2 separate regions of the Homo sapiens genome follow, and region 2 is linked to region 1. A link is an interaction called in ENCODE POLR2A ChIA-PET data of the cell type or tissue named here. Cell type or tissue: MCF 10A. All regions are shown on one strand.

Region 1 (2,500 bases):
GCCACAAGACCTAGCCTAATTTACCAAGGATGAATTCTTTCAATTCTTCATGCGTGCCCTTTTCATATACTTATTTTATTTTTTACCATAATCTTATAGCACTTGCATCGTTATTAAGCCCTTATTTGTTTTGTGTTTCATTGGTCTCTATCTCCTGAATCTAACACATTTCATAGCCTACATTTTAGTTTCTAAAGCCAAGAAGAATTTATTACAAATCAGAACTTTGGAGGCAAATCTTTCTGCATGACCAAAGTGATAAATTCCTGTTGACCTTCCCACACAATCCCTGTACTCTGACCCATAGCACTCTTGTTTGCTTTGAAAATATTTGTCCAATTGAGTAGCTGCATGCTGTTCCCCCAGGTGTTGTAACACAACTTTATTGATTGAATTTTTAAGCTACTTATTCATAGTTTTATATCCCCCTAAACTACCTTTTTGTTCCCCATTCCTTAATTGTATTGTTTTCCCAAGTGTAATTATCATGCGTTTTATATCTTCCTAATAAGGTGTGGTCTGTTTGTCTGAACAAAGTGCTAGACTTTCTGGAGTGATAATCTGGTGACAAATATTCTCTCTGTAGCTGTAAGCAAGTCACTTAATCTTTCTACCTCTTTTTTCTATCTGCCAAATTGAGATAATGATACTTAACCAGTTAGAAGAGGTAGTGTGAATATTAATTAGTTTATATTACTCTCATTCTTTGAACATGAACTATGCCTATGTAGTGTCTTTATTTGCTCAGCTGGCTGAGACACTGAAGAAGTCACTGAACAAAACCTACACACGTACCTTCATGTGATTCACTGCCTTCCTCTCTCTACCAGTCTATTTCCACTGAACAAAACCTACACACATACCTTCATGTGGTTCAGTGCCTTCCTCTCTCTACCAGTCTATTTCCACTGAACAAAACCTACGCACATACCTTCATGTGGCTCAGTGCCTTCCTCTCTCTACCAGTCTATTTCCATTCTTTCAGCTGTGTCTGACATGTTTGTGCTCTGTTCCATTTTAACAACTGCTCTTACTTTTCCAGTCTGTACAGAATGCTATTTCACTTGAGCAAGATGATGTAATGGAAAGGGTGTTGGCATTGGTGTCTGGAGACCTGGATTTGAGTCTTGGTGCTATCAATCACCGTCTGTGTTTGAGCAAGGCATTTGGCTGCTGTAAGCTTATTGCTTCATCTGTAAGCGGTGGTTTGTAATTCCTGATCTTCCCACCTCACAGTGATGTTGTGGGGATCCAGTGAGATAGAATACATGTAAGTGTGGTTTTGTAATTTAAAAAGTGCTATACTAAGGGAAAGAATTGAGGAATTAACTGCATACGTTTTGGTGTTGCTTTTCAAATGTTTGAAAACAAAAAAAATGTTAAGAAATGGGTTTCTTGCCTTAACCAGTCTCTCAAGTGATGAGACAGTGAAGTAAAATTGAGTGCACTAAACAAATAAGATTCTGAGGAAGTCTTATCTTCTGCAGTGAGTATGGCCCGATGCTTTCTGTGGCTAAACAGATGTAATGGGAAGAAATAAAAGCCTACGTGTTGGTAAATCCAACAGCAAGGGAGATTTTTGAATCATAATAACTCATAAGGTGCTATCTGTTCAGTGATGCCCTCAGAGCTCTTGCTGTTAGCTGGCAGCTGACGCTGCTAGGATAGTTAGTTTGGAAATGGTACTTCATAATAAACTACACAAGGAAAGTCAGCCACTGTGTCTTATGAGGAATTGGACCTAATAAATTTTAGTGTGCCTTCCAAACCTGAGAATATATGCTTTTGGAAGTTAAAATTTAAATGGCTTTTGCCACATACATAGATCTTCATGATGTGTGAGTGTAATTCCATGTGGATATCAGTTACCAAACATTACAAAAAAATTTTATGGCCCAAAATGACCAACGAAATTGTTACAATAGAATTTATCCAATTTTGATCTTTTTATATTCTTCTACCACACCTGGAAACAGACCAATAGACATTTTGGGGTTTTATAATAGGAATTTGTATAAAGCATTACTCTTTTTCAATAAATTGTTTTTTAATTTAAAAAAAGGATTATTGGCTTGTTTTCTAATCATTTATTGCAAGATTGCCATTCTTGGTAGAGGAGGTGGCTTGGGACAGGATCTGACTCACCATGATCCTGGGAAAGAACTATGATGCCTCTGGCCCATCTATCAAATTTGAGTGGCTCCACCCACTAGAATGCCCTATTTCTCTCAAATTGAGTTCCTCATCAAGGGTGGTAATAGAAGAGGATGCCAGGAGATGTTACTTAATACTTTTTCTCATCTATAAAAAGGGGACATACAATAATAAATGATAAGATATGAAGATATTTTGTGAACTATAAAGCACTGTGCAAACTTAAGTGGCTTTGTTCCTCACAAAGGTGGAAGAGTGAAAGACAGCTGCTGGAAACCCATTATTGTTTCTGTAATGATGATGATCAAAACTACTCCATAAGGATGTGATGGAACTCATTCACTCA
Region 2 (2,500 bases), 89 kb after region 1:
AATGAGAATTACAAAAGACTGTTCAAAGAAATCAGAGAAGATACAAATAGAAAAACATCCTATTCTCATGGATAGGAGGAATCAAGTTCCTTGAAGAACTTGGCAAACTACTTTGTGGAGATTTTATTATATCAGTCCCCTTTGTTCTTGGAAAGAGCAGCAATTTGTCCTTACTGGAGTTGACATTTCTTCTGGCTCTGGTTTTGCTTTCCCCAACCATAGTGATTGCCATGGAATAAATTGTGCCCCACTCGTCAAATTCATATGTTGAAACCCTAATTCCCAATGTGACTGTATTTGGAGATTAAGCTTTTAGGAGTAATTTAGGTTAAGTGAAGTCATAAGGATGGGGCCCTAATATGGTGGGTTTGGTGGCCTTTATAAGAAGAGAACGAACTCTCTATTTCCTTCATGTGAGTACACAATGAGAAGGTGGTAATCTGCAAGCCAGGAAGAGAATCATCACCCGAAATTGATTCTGTTGGACTTCCATCTTGGATTTCTAAACTTCAGAACTATGAGAAAATAAATTTCTAATGTTTAAGTTGCCCAGTCCGTGGTATTAATTATGGTAACTCAAGCTGATGAATAGAGCACCTTCCAGAAACAATAAGAACTCACAACCATGTAACAAACCTGCATATGTTCCCACTGAATCTAAAATACAAAAAAAGACCTCACAAAATACTTATAATAAAAAAACATGATGTCAGATCAAATTTTATGGTAACAGAATAGCAACAGTAGACACAAAGCCAAGGTATCCATTGATTATACCCCACATTGCATCACTGGGAAGCAGCTGGCTTAGCAGGACGAAGGAATGGCCTATTAAATGTTCAGCTAGGGTACTAGCTCTGAAATAACGTCCTGACAGGTTGGGGCATTTTTTCCCCAGGATGTTATATCTATGCTCTGAGCCAAAGTTTAATATATGGTGCTATATCCTCAATACTTAAAATGCACAATTCCAGGTAATAAAACAGGAAGTAGAATTAGCTTGGCCTAACTCACATCTCATGACTCATAGTGACCCAACTGCGGAATTTATGTTTCCCAATAACTGTAACTTCTGGCTTTGATAGATTAAAGAAGGTCCTGGTTCCATGTGGAAAAAAATATTTCACCAATAAGAATTCTATTAAATCTGAAAGTATGATTACCACCTTGTCTTAGTCCATCTGTGTTCCTAGAACAGAATATCTGAGACTATATAATTTGTAAAGAATAAAACTTTATTTTCTCACAGTTCTGGAGGCTGGAAAAATCCAAGATCAAGGTGCCAGCACTTGGTCTTTTGCGTTTTCACATGGCAGAAGGCAGAGGGGCAAACAAGTCAGATAGTGAAATGCTGTGTGAAGCCTCTTTTAAAAGGCCCTTAATCTAATTAATGAGGAAGAAGTTCTCAAGGCTTAATTACCTCTTAAAGGCCTCACCTCTTTTTATATATATATATATTTTTTTTATTATACTTTCGGTTCTAGGGTACGTGTGTACACCTCTTAATACTATTGTATTGACAACGTCAAAATTTTGGAGATGATTAGGTTTCTACATGAATTTTGGAGAGAACAAAAGCATTCAAACCATAACACATCTGGTCACTTTAGGCTTCTCATGCTAGTAGGCTAGCAGGAAAGTTAAAATGGTATGGAAGATACCCTGATTTTCATGAAGAGCTATGATTGCTGTGAAAAGTGAGGAATATATATTTCGTTCCCAAGGGATTCATCACACTGTTTTGTTAGTTACTCTAAGCCTGGGATAATCAAGAAAGGGCAAATGCAGCAACCGTGGCTTTTCAAGGGCAAGACAACTAGGATCTTAAATCCCTCAGGTATAAAGAGATCTGAATTTATTTACCAAACATTACAACTAGGCCTTCTGAAGTAGCAGCTTAGTTTGAGGGTCATCTAGAATAGGCAGTGGAGAGGGAAGATGATGAATACTTACTCCATACTTGGGACCAATTGTTGAAGCAGTGATTGTAGCTGGTTCCACTAACACTTGTGTATTAAATCTTTCACCAGCAATCAAGCTTGGTTACCACCTGGAGGACTTGACGACACATTCGTTTTAATGTAGAATATCAACATGTCTAGTTGTGAAAGGAGTGCTTTATTTCAGGCACTCTTGCAATATGCTTCACATTCTCTTGGCCTGACCTCTGATTTTAGTTATGAGTCCAGTGCATCATTCTGGATGGGATTCAACTCTCTTGTACCTTGATAGTGTCTCACTTCAAACTGATACAAGCTTTTTTTTTTTTTTTTTCCTGTATTAGGGCCTCTTTGATACTGGCAGCATTTTTTTTTTTTTTTTTTGCCTTGTGTATTAGGGCTTTTTTGATACTGGCAGAAGTTCATCTAACATGCATGTGCAGTACTGAGACAATTCTCAACTAGCAGGGGATGGGAACTAATAGATAAGTGAGGACTTCAGAGTGACTGGTTTTTATTGAAGCTTTCTCTATGGCAGTTAGAGGAAATAAATATATAAA

The links. Peaks named below come from ENCODE experiments on the same cell type or tissue, not always from the same donor. Only the 100,000 strongest peaks of a DNase experiment are listed, where the experiment ranks them.
Region 2: POLR2A ChIA-PET joins it to region 1 with 5 read pairs; 1 of 35 experiments calls an interaction of 5 or more read pairs at or near these places.

The regions. Positions count from the first base shown.
Region 1 is chr3:190,305,268-190,307,767 of GRCh38, reverse strand. CLDN1 (claudin 1) reads left to right here. Exons shown (of 4, transcript NM_021101.5): 4 at 1-2,061. It also overlaps a transcript of CLDN16 not described here. Among named protein-coding and RNA genes, the nearest start is that of CLDN1, 16 kb to the left of the region's middle. In MCF 10A, no CTCF peak of the experiment used is centred here; DNase peaks (open chromatin) are centred at 1,137 and 2,177.
Region 2 is chr3:190,215,793-190,218,292 of GRCh38, reverse strand. No RefSeq gene overlaps it. Among named protein-coding and RNA genes, the nearest start is that of P3H2-AS1, 96 kb to the right of the region's middle. In MCF 10A, no CTCF peak of the experiment used is centred here; a DNase peak (open chromatin) is centred at 1,042.